Regions from separate parts of the Homo sapiens genome. Here region 2 is linked to region 1. The links are chromatin loops, found by intact Hi-C in ENCODE. Cell type or tissue: PC-3. All regions are shown on one strand. Region 1 overlaps LTBP1 (latent transforming growth factor beta binding protein 1). Region 2 overlaps LTBP1 (latent transforming growth factor beta binding protein 1).

The links. Hi-C counts contacts between places; a loop is a spot of excess contacts. Peaks named below come from ENCODE experiments on the same cell type or tissue, not always from the same donor. Only the 100,000 strongest peaks of a DNase experiment are listed, where the experiment ranks them.
Region 2: it touches region 1 in a loop (3-fold over the local background); 8 of 110 quality-filtered maps call a loop at or near these places.

The regions. Positions count from the first base shown.
Region 1 is chr2:33,129,853-33,137,852 of GRCh38, reverse strand. It overlaps LTBP1 (latent transforming growth factor beta binding protein 1), which reads right to left. Exons shown (of 34, transcript NM_206943.4): 5 at 2,893-3,060. Among named protein-coding and RNA genes, the nearest start is that of LTBP1, 190 kb to the right of the region's middle. In PC-3, a CTCF peak has its summit at 3,451; DNase peaks (open chromatin) are centred at 3,412 and 6,532; H3K4me3 peaks cover 4,212 bases; H3K27ac peaks cover 4,255 bases.
Region 2 is chr2:33,048,416-33,056,415 of GRCh38, reverse strand. The region is part of intron 3 of LTBP1 (latent transforming growth factor beta binding protein 1); the gene reads right to left. It also overlaps the pseudogene H2ACP2. Among named protein-coding and RNA genes, the nearest start is that of LTBP1, 110 kb to the right of the region's middle. RefSeq lists an enhancer at 1-320. In PC-3, no CTCF peak of the experiment used is centred here; a DNase peak (open chromatin) is centred at 4,215; H3K27ac peaks cover 1,613 bases.

The DNA.
Region 1 (8,000 bases):
GATATCTAGGTTCTAGGCATAGCTAACTGACTTGCCAAGAAACTAAAGCAAGCTCACTTAATTAACACTCTGAACCTAAGTTTCCGTATTGAAAAAATGGTGATGATCATGTCTGTTCCACATCCTCAAACAAACAAACAAACAAACAAACAAACAAAAACTGTAAATCACCATGCAAATGTTGGAAATTATTTCTGTTATTCTGATTATCAAAACTAATTATGAAGTCCATATAATTTTCCCTGGATTATGTTGACTCCTTAGAGAATGGCACTCAAGCCAAATTCAGCCCAACAAATGTTTTTGTAACACAGCCACACCTATTCTTGTTCATATTGTCTCTGGCTGCTTTCACACGATGATGGCAGGGTTGAGTAGCTGTAACAGAAACTGTATGGCCCACAAAGTCTAAAACATATTTTATACTATCTGGCCCTTTACAAAAAGAGTTTGCCAGCCCTCACCTTTAAGTACCAACAAATATTAGAGATCAAAGGGAGTAGCTGACAAGTGACAGTAAATTTTGAATTTTTCCCAAATTTTAAACTATTTTCCAAATAGGTCTTTTTTGTCAAAAGATTTAGTATTCTATAAACAAGTACAAAGAGAGAAGAAAAAAATCAGAAAATCACTTTTTGCAAATAATAAAATTACACTAAACCAGTAAAGTCCCAAAAAGATATATGCATAAACGTTTTTGAATTTTTCTGTATTTTCAAAGGATCACAGTCTATAAGTTCTATAAAATTACCATTCTTAAAGAAAGAAATATCATAAAAATTGTCCCTCAAACTATCCAATATTTGAAATAAAACGTTAAACAGGAGAGGGAAATAGCTCAGAATATAAATGAAATGTTTCCCACAATTTCCAATGTGAAACTATTTATTACTATGGGTCCTTCTCACCCCATCCTCTACTTTTCAAAAAATTAAACTGCTCTGCCGATCCTATATGGAGAGTGGAGTTCTGCTTTTGAAATGCTTTTGTAAATAATTTTGCTTCATTTTGCATTTTGAGTAGGCTATGTATATTCTGTTCCTAAACATCTGGTTCAGTGCCAGCAAGGAAAGTGTGTGGTGTGTTTCAACAAGTAGACTTCCTCTGTTTCTCAAAGCCTTCAAAATATTTAGTTTCAAAATGAATACACTGGAAGCCAAAAAATTACCACCCATTTGATTATTTTGTCATTGCTACTGTAAAGATTTACAATAAACACAAGGAGGGAAAGGAGCAGTGAGTAAGGAAGGCAACCAAGAAAGATAAAGTGGTGAAAAGCCATCAGACTCATGATAGTCTACTGGAATTGCCTTTTCTTTTCCCCTCCTTGTCTGTGGCCCTCCAAAAAAAAAAATTTTTTTAAGCCAGAAAATAGTATTACTTATTGCTGATAAAAAGTCATATGATCTTAGAGATGGACTAAATTTTAGAGGTCATTAAATACAATCCCATTTATTTTATGAATGAGAAAAACTGAGGCCCAGAAATATTAACTGGCATGCCCTACGGATTAGCTAGTTAGTGGCAGGACCGGGACCAGAATCCAGTTTCCTGATCATCAGTTCACTTCCCATTAGACTTGGCTCCCTGCCCTGCAAAGCATAATGTGCCATTTGGCACCTAATGGCTAAATTCTTTTAAAAACTATGCCCAGAGTACCCCTATCATAGCCAGGAAACTCACAATGCCCTTTTAAATCGTATCTATGGGCACATATTTTTTCCAAGTACAGACGATCAAAAATATGCTTTGACCTCCTAAGGATTGGGAGTCACAATAAAACAGCAGAATAATCAAAGATCTAATAAGAACTTCAAGCTGTCCCTTTATTTTGTCTTGATGTAAATCAGTTTGACACAGACACCCCTTCTCCTACCACCCCCCCAGACACACACTTCCAAGACTAAACAGCAATATTCCATAAAAAGACCAGATCTAGCCAGTGTTATTATCTGTCTGACATTTGGGTTATTCTTGTGAGTAACTCAGAAAGTAACGTGGGTGTCTGCGATTATTTGAGTACACATGGCAAACCATAATTGGTCAAAAAATAATAAAAGACATTTTTCTGCGACAAAAATACTGTATTGCATGACAACATGGCAACATGACAGCATTCCGTGGACCACAATCCTTTCTCCATTTGCAAAAAAGTAAAAAACAAAAATTCAAAATGAACCAACAAGGCTTTCTTGCAGACAGCAACTACTACTTCATATTTAAATTAACTTAAAGGAGTACTGAGAGTAATCTACCAGTCTGTCTTCCCCAAATCCACGTAAAAAAGGAGTACTGAGAGTAATCTACCAGTCTGTCTTCCCCAAATCCACGTTATATATCAATTTATATTCAGTCTTGTGAGACGGAGCAGAAACGTGGCAAAAGATGCAACTCTGTATCCTTTTCTACAACCAAGTACAGGTTTTTGACAATCCTCGGAGTTTTGTTTTAGAGCTTGGCTATTTTTGAAGTAAAAACTTCAAATTTCATCACCACCTTCCAAAATTTATTACATGAGTCAAATCTAAGACAAATTCCACTTATCACTGGGCTGATAAAATTTGAAGCTTATCAGCACAAGTCATGCCTTAGGGTCTAAATCTAAAACCTACTCTCTTCTCTTCTACTATATATATTCCCATTACCACATGGCTGTGTAAATGCTAAGCAATAAGGGAAAATATTCTAGTTGCCATTCCCCTAAGAAACCAAGAATCAGGTTAAAAATTATTCCAAAAGCAATTTAAAAGATCCCATGAAAGAAACATACTCGTACTCATAGACAGACACCCATTGAAGCAGACAGCAGTGTGAATGGAGGGGGTGTCTAAATGCTACAATCTCATAAAACTCGACTCAGTAAGGACAGTTAGGGACCGTGGAGGAACTCACCCACTCGGAAGTTCGTGGCCGTCAGGGTGTCGGCAGCATGACCATTCTCACTAATGAGAGTGGTGGTGTTCCCCTTCTCACAGCTGTTCTGACAGCTGCCCTTGGTGCAGGTCACTTTACAGATGCTCGGAGTAAAGACCACCTTGATGCGGCCAGTGTGGTTACTCACTAGGAGCGGAGGCAGGGAGAAAAAGAACAACAAACACATCAGCTTAGTATCCATGAACTTGCCTTGGAAGGTTTAAAAAAACAGAAAAAAAGAAAAGAAAGGAGCAAGAGGGGAAAAGAGAGAGCCCACAACCCGACAGGTTTAAGGAAAGAGGGAAGCCTTCAGTGCTCGCTGCTCTGTATTCAGTGGTGTCTCTGAAACAGGAGTAGGAAGCTTAGCAAACAGAACTCTGGGATGCACTCCAAAACCACATTTGAAGTCGAGTCACTGGAGTGGGATTACTAACCACAATGCTGCACTTTATTCACGGGCAGACAAAGAGCAATACCGAGGGCACGACAGATTAAAGAGCCAACCCTGACAGGCAGATGTAATGCAAAGGGGTTGGCCGTGCACCTAGCGGTGAATAAACTCTTGTGTCCTCAACTTGCATACTTTCCCTGTTTCTCCACTTATTAAGTCACTATTTGCAGCCCGACCCCTGGAAATGTTTTAGGCATGCGGCATGTCTGAAAACATCTGTCTCAAATCTCCTGGCACTCTCGGCTGAAGTGATCAAATGCTGTGACGCAGCTGCGGGAGCCCATTTCTTTTTCACAACTCCAGGGCACTATTTCTCCATAAGAATTTAGGCAACATATATTTTGTTTTCCTGTGAACGGGGCCCATCTTTAAAGGGGTAAGCCAGGTCACAGGGATAAATGGTTGCCTCCCTAAAAATAACACCCTTGGGCTCTCACTGTCTCTATTCATAGACCACCTGGAGTAGCCACTGGGGATGGAGCTTTCTTTCATTAGCGTGGCCTTCTCTTAAAAACGAAATGCTATCACCTGACCACACAGCCGAGGCTATGTGGTATCACAAAATAAGCCCTAGACTAAAAGTATATCCTGGTTTACAATCCCAGCTCAACCACGGTGTGACTCCGGACATGCCATTTCAGTCCAGTTCAGTTCAGTTTTTCCAAAACTTGAGAGAATTGAAACTGGCATTTTCTACACACTTCTAACTTTCAACGTCTCTATCAGAGGTCAGCAAGCTACAGTTCAGGGACCCAATCCAGCTTGCTGCCTGCTTTTGTAAATAAAGCTTTACTGGAACACAGCCACCCTCATTCATTTCTGTACTGTCTATGGCTGCTTTTGTGCTATGACGGCAGAACTGCACTGTCTCTGTGCAGTTCTGCTTCACCCAGACCTGCCCTTCACTGCTGGATCGCAACCTGAACTCTCTGGCAAATTGCAAGACACACACTGTTTTGATTGCTACATCTGCGATAGGCCCCTAGCCAGGTCCTTCCTCTTTCCAGGAGACTAGGCAGAAAGCAAAGATGGTAGCAGTAGCTGAAGACAGCCAGTCATCTGTCAGGCTTTAAGGCCGTCAAGAAGCAGTGCCCTTCTGACGCCACTCCATGACTGGAGTGGCCAAAGGGGAGAGAGGCTCTGGGCCAGCCTTTTTTATACCATCTTTGCCCACCAGAAAAGCTTGTCTCTCTTTATACTGCTTTGGTTTGGCTAATATTATATTTTCAGAAAATCATCCCAAGATGCCTCTATAAGACCCTCAACAAATTAAAACTGTGGTCATAAGCTGAGCTTGGAAACAAAGAACTTTAACCAAAGAAGCCATTCCAATTTCAGGGTTGGAATGGGGCCCCAGAGGTTTTCTAACGCAACCATCTCTCATCCACTGTTTGCATTCCACGTATCAAGTGGTCGTGTAACCTTTACTTGAAAATCTCTAGTGACGGGCAGCTCATTACCCACAAAAGCACATGATAGTTATGGCAGTTCCCAGCAAGTACTATTTTTTATTGAGCTGAAATCTGGCCTCACAGTAACTTGCACACATTAATCCTAATTTGGTTCCCCATGGCCTCACAATCTAATGCCTCTTCCACATGACAGCCCTTCAAATAAGTTATCTTTGAGATAAATGCCACTTAATCAAAGAAAGCTAAAATTAGGACTTGAACCCATCAGCTGGGTTGGTCATCTCACTTAGAAGAAGAAAAATTATTCCTCTGGAGGAGAAAGCCCTCCATTCTTTTCAAATGGTTTTCCAGGACAGTTTCTCCTTCACCGGTGGTTCTAACCCTGGAGGATCAAGACATGTTGTCTGAAATGGCAAGATGTCCTAGTGGCCAAGCAGACCTTCTGGCACCTTGCAAAATGACATCCAATAGGATGCTACTATCAGTCAATACTTTAAATCGAGGGCTAGCAAACTTTTTCTACAAAGGGCCAAATTGTAACTATATTAGGATTGTAGGCGAAAAGGACTCTATTCCTATTCAACTCTGTGGACCCGCTTAGCTGGAAAGCAGCCTGTCAAAAACAATATGTAAATGAGTGGGCATGGCTGTGTTCCAATCAAACTTTACTTAAACACTTCAGTAACCCCTCCTTTAAATGCTTACAGGACATTTTAAAGTTATCTGGGAGTCTACCTTAGAAATTCAAAAAAAACAACAGAATCCTGATTTCACCAGCAGAGAAAATTCACCTAGTTTGATTTGCTTTTTCACAGTAGCACAAACAAATCAGCTTATAATCTAAGTTGTCGGAAAATGCTTACAAATATCTTGAGGATACTTTGTGTGTTCAAGTGTGTGAAACCCAAGAAAAAAAGAGACAACATTTTCCCACTTCAAAAGAATATAAACTCCTCCTTTTTCTGGCTCCTGGTACAATCATGAAATTAGAATCCGTGTGCCAACTATTTTGTCTTCTCTGGCATTAACTTGTAGCACCAGCAGCTGCCACACAGATGCTCACACAGTCACCTAAATTATGCTCACTTAGGCAAACTGAGACATCCAAAGAAAGCAAGCACTTAATCATTATTCCCATTTCACCTCCCAGCTACAGTAGTCACTTTATAAGCACTGGAGATTCTCCGGGCCTATTGTTATTAAAAACTTCTTATATTTCTTTGCCAAAAAAAAATTTCTTTTGGCTTGGAATCATCTGGATTTTCAAAAGGCAGAGACAGTTTCATATGACTTAATTCTGATTTTTACAATGTTCACATCTTCTTGGAAGCAGAAGCTATATTTTATTTCATATAAAAATAAAAATGCTTGTGTTTTACAAGCATTCTGCTATAAAGTAATCTAATTCTAAAACAGACACTTGTATTCTAAGCGGGTCCTCCCATCTCCATGAAGCACTTACTTCTTCATTATAATTAGCTTTAGGTTTTCATGCCAATCTTCTCAAAATTGGTAGTGAAAATGCACTACTGCTTTTGACACTAGATTATTATCCAGAGCTCTAACAGGATCTCCATAAATGCTGGATGGATTAGAAAATATGTTCTCCCATCTCTACTCCTTGAAAATCATTCCCACATATTTAGGGTATAGTGTAAAAAGTTTAAGTTTTAAAGTTCATCAAACAGAGATCCATGCTCTGAGCTTCAAATTCCTCACATGTGACACGCTGAAGGCAATACCACTCACCTTTCAAGAATTTAGTAGGAATTCACTAACAGTAGACACAAGCTCTCCCGCAAAAGCCATTTGGTCTATCAGAAGCATCTTCTTTGCATGTCTTGAATAAGGTAATATTCAAGGACTCCTGATGCCTTGCAGAGAGTAGGCACCCAATAATTGTGGAATAGACAAAGTAACCCGAAGCATGGGGCAAGGGTGACTGTCGGATCCCACAGAGATCCAAGACTCACAGGATGCTGGAGGTCATTTTGGTCTAAGGTCCTGCTGCACCAGTGAGAAAACAAGCTCAGGACTAACCAGAGGCAGAAGACCATCCCGAGTGGCACCTACCAGGTGATTAGGAATTATAAGTCTGAGAAGCAAAAATCAGGCCAGTCAGGAGTTAACAGGGAAACCACTGGCACAACTTCTGTGCTTGGTCCTTTGGAGGAAAAAAAATGCAATTTTTAGATCCCTTTAGGTGAATCAGCCCCCAAAATCTTAAGCAAGCACTTTAAAACTTTGGGTTTTGGAGGCCTTGGCTAGAGGCACAGATTGCCTGGAGCCATGCAGCACCGCCATTGGGCCTCCTAGTCAGTCAAGACACTCAAGAGTCAACATCCTGTCTGCAGCGTCTGCCAGACCCTGTGCAAATTTATACCTCCAAGAAGAGGCACTGGCACTCGGTTTAAAACAAACCACAGATATTCAGAGTGAATGGTGAATGGGATGGAAGTGAAGCCGATACCCCTCCTCCCGTGATAAAAAGCTTTCATTTCTGCTTCGGGGTTGTTAACAATAGAGAAAAATATAAAAATGTGAAAACTGTGCTTGACAAACAGACATCAGTCTAGAAAAGGGCACAGTTGCCTTGTTTGGTCATCAGACCAAGATGTGACCAAAAGCAGAGAAATAAATGTAACAAGTTCAAGACTCACATCAGATGTCATGAACAAATACAGTCTCCTCAGCATTCGTCCAGAATGCCGCAACAGCACATTAGCGTGCATCCAACTTAAACAATGGGGACCAACCAGCACAGGCAATATCCTCTGGGAAGAAGCAACCTCTCTGTGGTTTAAAGCCACCACCCGGTTTAAAGAGACCTACAGGCTGATTCAATACACAAGTCACGTGTACACTCTTCAGGGTGTGAGAGAGACTGAGCTAACAGTTCATTCTCCCACTTGCAGTCCATCGCTTACCCGAAGGCCAAGAATTCTTTGAAGGACAAATCATAAAAATATTAAATAATGCTTAGAATAACAGGACTTTATTGTTCAGCTCTCCAGGCTTGCTTAACTCCTCCTGGACTATTAAAATAATGCCCATAGACTGCTCTGTGTTCCTCAAGAAAGGTGCTATGTAAATAAAAATTAATATCAAATCTATTACTTCACCAGGCAGCCCCAGTCCTGGAAAACCCTCCAAGAAGGAAACTCAGATGAGATCACTAGTACTGATGTGGGCAGTTCCACAGGTAAGAATCCAGAGTAATCTTT
Region 2 (8,000 bases), 81 kb after region 1:
TCGCCCAGGGCGGCATTTTGCCTAACATCCAGGCCATTCTGTTACCAAAGAAAACCGAAAGCCACAAAGCCAAAAGCAAATAAATGCAAACAAAACAAAACAAAACTGCAGGCGGTTTTGTCTTTCAGATGGGAAACACTCAGGCATCACAGGCTCACCCTTGAAATGCATCCTAAGCTATTGGGACCAATTCGACCCACAAACCCTGAAAAAGAGGCGGCTCATTTTTTTCTGCGCTACGGCTTGGCCCCAATATTCTCTCTCTGATGGGGAAAAACGGCCACCTGAGGGAAGTACAAATTACAATACTATCATCCTGCAGCTTGACTTTTTCTGTAAGAGGGAAGGCAAATGGAGTGAAATACCTTATGTCCAAGCTTTCTTTTCATTGAGGGAGAATACACAACTATGCAAAGCTTACAAGTTACATCCCACAGGAGGACCTCTCAGCTTACCCCCATATCCTAGCCTCCCTATAGCTCCCCTTCCTATTAATGATAATCATCCTCTCATCTCCCCTGCCCAGAAGGAAATAAGCAAAGAAATCTCCAAAGGACCACAAAAACCCACGGGCTATGGGTTATGTCCCCTTCAAGCTGTAGGGGGAGGGGAATTTGGCCCTACCCAGGTACATGTCCCCTTCTCCTGCTCTGATTTAAAGCAGATGAAGGCAGACCTGGGGAAGTTTTCAGATGATCCTGATAGGTACATAGATGTCCTACAGGGTCTAGGGCAAACCTTTGACCTCACTTGGAGAGATGTCATGCTACTGTTAGATCAAACCCTGGCCTTTAACGAAAAGAATGCGGCTTTAGCTGCAGCCCAAGAGTTTGGAGACACCTGGTATCTTAGTCAAGTAAATGATAGAATGACAGCCAAAGAAAGGGACAAATTCCCTACTGGTCAGCAAGCTATCCCCAGTATGGATCCCCACTGGGACCTTGACTCAGATCATGGGGACTGGAGTTGTAAACATCTGTTGACCTGTGTTCTAGAAGGACTAAGGAGAATTAGAAAAAAAGCCCATGAATTATTCAATGATGTCCACCATAACTCAGGGAAAGGAAGAAAATTCTTCTGCCTTCCTCGAGTGGCTATGGGAGGCCTTAAGAAAACATACTCCCCTGTCACCCGAATCACTCGAGGGTCAATTGATTCTAAAAGATAAGTTTAATACCCAATCAGCCACAGATATCAGGAGAAAGCTCCAAAGGCAAGCCCTGGGCCCTGAACAAAATCTAGAGGCATCGTTAAACCTTGCAACCTCGGTGTTCTATAATAAGGACCAAGAGGAACAGGCCCAAAAGGAAAAGCGAGATCAGAGAAAGGCTGCAGCCTTAGTCATGGCCCTCAGACAAACAAACCTTGGTGGTTCAGAGAGGACAGAAAATGGAGCAGGCCAATCATCTGGTGGGGCTTGTTATCAGTGTGGTTTACTAGGACACCTTAAAAAAGACTGTCCAGTGAGAAAAAGCTGCCCCCTCGTCCATGTCCACTATGCCGAGGCAATCACTGGAAGGTGCACTGCTCCAGAGGATGAAGGTTCCCTGGGTCAGAAGCCCCCAACCAGATGATCCAACAACAGGACTGAGGGTGCCTGGGGCAAACACCGGCTCATGTCATCACCCTCACTGAGCCCCGGGTACATTTAACTACTGAGGGCCAGGAAATTGACTTCCTCCTGGACACTGGTGCGGCCTTCTCAGTGTTAATCTCCTGTCCTGGACGACTGTCCTCAAGGTCCGTTACCACCCAAGGAATCCTGGGACAGCCTGTAACCAGGTGTTTCTCACACCTCCTCAGTTTTAATTGGGAGACTTTGCTCTTTTCACATGCCTTTCTTGTTATGCCTGTAAGTCCCACACCTTATTAGGGAGGGATATATTAGCCAAGGCTGGAGCTATTATCTACATGAATATGGGGAACAAGTTACCCATTTGTTGTCCCCTACTTGAGGAGGGAATCAACCCTGAAGTCTGGGCATTGGAAGGACAATTTGGAAGGCTAAAAAATGCCCGCCCAGTCCAAATCAGGTTAAAAGATCCCACCATTTTTCCTTATCAAAGGCAATATCCCTTAAGGCCTGAAGCTCATAAAGGATTACAGAATATTATTAAACATTTGAAAGCTCAAGGCTGAGTAAGGAAATGCAGCAGTCCCTGCAACACCCCAATTCTAGGAGTACAAAAACCGAACGGTCAGTGGAGACTAGTGCAAGATCTTAGACTCATCAGTGAGGCAGTAATTCCTCTATATCCAGTTGTACCCAACCCCTATACCCTGGTCTCTCAAATACCAGAGGAAACAGAATGGTTCACAGTTCTGGACTTCGAGGATCCTTCTTCTGTATTGTCCTGCACTCTGACTCCCAGTTCCTCTTTGCCTTTGAGGATCCCACAGATCACACGTCCCAACTTATGTGGATGGTCTTGCCCCAGGGGTTTAGGGATAGCCCTCACCTGTTATTTGGTCAGGCACTGGCCCAAGATCTAGGCCACTTCTCAAGTCCAGGCACTCTGGTCCTTCAATATGTGGATGATTTAATTTTGGCTACCAGTTTGGAAGCCTCGTGCCAGCAGGCTACTCTAGATCTCTTGAACTTTCTAGCTAATCAAGGGTACAAGGTGTCTAGGTCGAAGGCCCTGCTTTGCCTACAGCAGGTCAAATATCTAGGCCTAATCTTAGCCAGAGGGACCAGGGCCCTCAGCAAGGAATGAATAAAGCCTATACTGGCTTATCCTTGCCCTAAGACATTAAAACAGTTTGTGGGGGTTCCTTGGAATTACTGGCTTTTGCCGACTATGGATCCCCGGATACAGCAAAATAGCCAGGCCCCTCTAATCAAGGAAACCCAGACGGCAAATACTCATCTAGTAGACTGGGCGCCGAGGCCGAGGAAGCACCGAGAGCGAGCGAGGGCTGCGAGGGCTGCCAGCACGCTGTCACCTTTCAATAATACTCATTATGATACTATAATGATAGATAGATGTCATTATACATTTGTCCAAACCCACAGAATGTACAAAACCAAGGGTGAACCCTAGGACTTTGGGGAATAATGATGTGTCAATGTAGGTTCATCATTTGTAGCAAATGTACCACTCTGGTAGATGTTGACAATGGGAGAAGCTATGCCTATGGGACGGGGAGAGGGGTTGCAGGGGCCAGGGTATATAGGAAGTCTGGACCTTCCTCTCCAATTTTGCTGTGAACCTAAAACTGCCCTTAAAAACTGAAATCTTTTAGGCCAGGCGCGGTGGCTTACGCCTGTAATTCCAGCACTTTGGGAGGCTGAGGCAGGCAGATCACTTGAGGTCAGGAGTTCAAGACGAGCCTGACCAACATAGTGAAACCCCGTCTCGATTAAAAATGCAAAAATTAGCTGGGTGTGGTGGTATGCACCTGTAATCCTACTCGGGAGGCTGACGCAAGAGAATCGCTTACACCCAGAAGGCAGAGGTTGCAGTGAGCCGAGATCACACCACTGCACTCCAGCCTGGGTGACAAGAGTGAGACTCCATCTCAAAAAAAAAAAAGCCTGTTTTAAAAACTATATTTTGATCCGGGAGTCAACCTGAAAGAGCTTACAATGACTAAAGATGGAACAATTTGAGCAAGAAAATAATAATATAACCTGAAGAATAAAACAAATGAGGCTAAGGTACTACAACTAAACGATTAAATAAATACAAGGGTGAAAAGGGAGAAATCCTCCATACAGAAAACTTACAAATAGTATATGAAGATACATTCTCCTCAATAAACCAATTTCCCTTAGGATCACACTTTCTTCTTTACTTGGGCCTCTATCTTGGCTCTACGCATTTTCTTTTAGACAATAAGTTTATTGCCAACAAAATATGTAGTTGCCAAATAGTAAATCCAGTCCCTAGACTCACATGTAACACTAGATTTTAATTATTTCGGTTTTTAAAAAAATCCATTTCTCTTAGCGTTCAATAATAGGGGTTTGGTCTGGTTCCTATTTTCCCATTCACTTACAGAGATGATGTTTAAATATGTTTAAATAATCTAATTCAGTCTTAGCTAGGTATGAACAATATTAAAATTGGTTTACCATTTTAAAAAGTAAACATTAGAGGACACCTCTTCAAAGAATCACTGCATCACTAAATATTTTTTCCAAATACCACACACCCAAGTATTTGGCAATCGGTAAACTTTGGAATGAGAGAGCTCATGGGTTTTTCCCATAGCAACGGTCGAATGACGTGGCCCTCCACTGGACACCCAGAAAGCTGCCCTAGTCCTGGCTAAAGTCTCAAAACTCTGGACAGGAAAGTACATCGAAGTCCTTACCAGCCTTTCCACCCAAGGCACAGCTATGAGACCAGGCTGTAACCCTAAAAGTCAATGACTATAAAACTTGACTGAGACATGCAATGCTGACTCCCAGCTTTGCACACACATCTGTTTAAAATTCAAATGGCTTGTGCAAACCATGGATCGGTATTCAAATAAAACTTTTAAAGAGACTGTATTCATTTAAAAAGGAAATGAAAGTATGTGCCTATGTCTTTGGGTTCTACATTTCCTGGGGAGAGTTGATAGGCCTTCTAGGACTTAGATGGTAGTAAGCCTAGCAGATTGAGCAAGATGTAGAAGCAGACATAAAGTGGCTTTGAATGAGTCACCAACATCTCAGGGCCCTCTCCACAACACATGAAGCCAGCTCTGCAAACCCAGAGCAGCTCTGCACACTTCACACAACTTGGCAACACAAGCACTGGGAACCCAAGAGCAGCCTCAAGGGCAACTGAGCCATCAGAAACAAAATCCAGCTCTGAATGGCACTCCGGGGCCATGCAAATATTTAACAGGCACATCTAGAGAATTCTCAGTCTCAATTAGGAGAGGACCACCACAGTCAGAATGAAGGGGGCTGCCTAACTGCCTCTCAAGTCTCGGGCAATCCTCACTCAGTAATATTGCAGAGGACTACAGTTTTGTGTGTGTGTGTGTTTTTTTTCTTATTTTAGAAACACGATCTTGCTCTGAAACCCAGGTTGGAGTTAAAGTGGCATAATCACAGCTCATGCAGCCTCAAACTCCTGGACTCAAGTAATCCCCCCACTTCAGTCTCCCAAGTAGCTAGAACAACAGGCACACACCACCACACCCAGCCAATTTTTGTATTTTTTGTAGAGACTGGGTCTGCCTACATTGACCAGGCTGGTCTCGAACTCTTGGCCTCAAATGATTCTCTTCCTTCAGCCTCCTAAAGCGCTGTGATCACAGGCACAAGCCACCACAACGGGCGGGGACTATAGTTTTTACAGCACTTCCTTCTGCCCCAACTCATGGAGCTTCACAATCATGGTGTGAAGAATTACCATGCTCATTTTCTGGCTGAGGAAACCTCAAGAGTTTCAGGCCGGGCGCGGTGGCTCACACCTATAATCCCAGCACTTTGGGAGGCCAAGGTGGGTGGATCACAAGGTCAGGAGTTCGAGACCAGTCTGGCGAAACCCTGTCTCTACTAAAAATATAAAAATTAGCTGGGCATGGTGATGCCCGCCTGTAATCCCAGCTACTCAGGAGGCTGAGGCAGGAGAATCGCTTGAACCCGGGAGGCGGAGGTTGCAGTCAGCCGAGATCATGCCATTACACTCCAGCCTGGGCAACAGAGCGAGACTCGGTCTCAAAAAAAAAAAAAAGAGAGTTTCAATAATTTGCCAGGATCATAAAGCCAGAATGGAATAAAGAGGAAACCTGAACCCAAATGTTCTGTTTCCAGGCCCAGGACTCTTAGACACTATCTGTAGCAGAGTAATACTTCAAAATTAATGAAGTTTTGAAGTACTACTTTGCTTTAAACTTAAGGATCCTCTCCTATTTTTTTTAAAGCAGAGTTCTCTATGTTTTTAAATACTCCATAATAGTTCATTAATTTGAGCATTTTTTTGGTGTCTAATGTACAGGTGAGTTGTGTGTACTCTTTCTTGGAATCTGAAATTTCTCCACATGGAGAAAGATTCCGATCCTACTTTTTACCTTTTGACATCTACTCAAAGAATAGAAGTTCCTCTACCTGTTAGGTCCTATAGATACATCTCAACCCATATTGTCACCTGAATGTGCTACAGATAGTTTCTAAGAGTCCTGGGCTTGGAAACAGAACATTCCTCAACCCCTCAGAAACCAGGATGATTTTATTAAAAGGTTCTCAGCAGGTTTTTGTCTGTAGACCAATGGCCACCTATTTGGATCATACACCGTTCTAGGGAAAAAAAAAAAAAAGAAAAGAAAAGAAAAAAAAAAAAATGCTTACGCCTATAATCCCAGCACTTTGGGAGGCCAAGGCAGGAAGATCGCTTGAGGCCGGGAGTTCGAGACCAACCTAGGCAACAAAGCAAGATGCTGGCTCTACACAAAATTTGTAAAAATTGGCTGGGCGCAGTGGCCCACACCTATAGTTCCAGCTACTCAGGAGGATGAGGTGGGAGGATCGCTTGAGCCCAGGAGTCCCAGGCTGCAGTGAGCTGTGATCACACCACTGCACTCCAGGCTGAGCAACAAAGCAAGACTCTGTCTCATTCAAAACAAAAAAAAAGAAAAAAAAAAGCCTAACCTCCAAAATATACATTATTTACAAATTATATGCATGTTCTATACCAGGATTAGAGAATCTCAAAGTTCCTTCTAGCTTTGCTGTTAACACTTCTGATTGAGTATATATTCTAAAACTACACTGTCTATACAATATGTACATCACAAAACATACTCAAAAATAGAAATTTGGAAGGCTGAGATAAAAATGAAATTTAAATTTTTTTAAGTAGTTTTCCTTTATTAACCCTTTTTATCACTAAAAATGTTTCTTAGTGACTGCGGCATGATTGAATGGGTTTCATTTTTTTAATCTTGGTTTAACACTTACTGATATGGCAATTCAGAGGTCTCATTTTAAGTCCAGTATATGTTAATATTTAGTTTTAGTGTCCGGCCTAGCTCAAAAGAGATATTTGAAAAAGACACATTGATGCAAATGGAAGAAATGTACTTACAAAGTCATAACACTCATATTTCAATCTCATACACTAACTACTCAAAAGCTTTTTGGCTAAAATTAGTAACTTTCCATTTTCCCCAATGTCATTTCATTGGTCTTACAAACTTATTGGAAAATGTTACATTTTGACAAATTTTTATTGGGTTTTAAACTCTCCGGAAGATTTTAGTTTGTTTCCAATATTTTTAAGTATGCAAATATGAGTTAACATGTAACGCACACCTATTGTTTTTAGGAATGAAAATCATGTCACAATGGAACTATTTCTGTACATTTATTTTACAAGTGCTCTCTGTGTAGCACCAGATCACCAGATTTTTTTAAAGGTTACTTTCTTATTCATTGTTAATGTATCACCTCTACTTTGAAAGGACAGATTATGAGTATTAACTTTTAAATTATCTGCAGGGCAACAAGACCACTCATAGCTAAATATCATGCAGAAGGCCAGCAATTTCAAAATGTTTGTCTTTTATAAAAAACATTCTTAACTCACATTCAACAGTTCCTTTAAGATATCTGCTCATTAGCATCTGTGGTATTAGAGATTATCAGCATCATTCTCAATCTCATTATTAAATACTGTAAGATTTTTTGGCTATTTAATATCCTATCATCTGTAAGTCTACCTAATCAGGTAGAGATAATCCTCTCTGAAGAGTCAGCCCCTGTCAACGGAGCACACACGCTTCCCTCGAAATGTCCAGCTGTGAGCAAGGCTGCAGATCTTCTGGCATCTGGACCACAGGAAGGACCAGGGTCAGTCTGGATGTCGACTATTATACAGGTTGATTTCTATTTTTAGACAGAAGTAAACATAAGTACAACATCTATTCTTTTTTTTCTTCTTGCAGCCTTAGTGGAATGTCTCATGCTCCTCTGAGTGTGAGTACTTTGCTGTGGAAAGCAATGCTATTAGGCATCAATGTGCCTGGTCAACATTTAACTTTAATAACCACTTCTAATC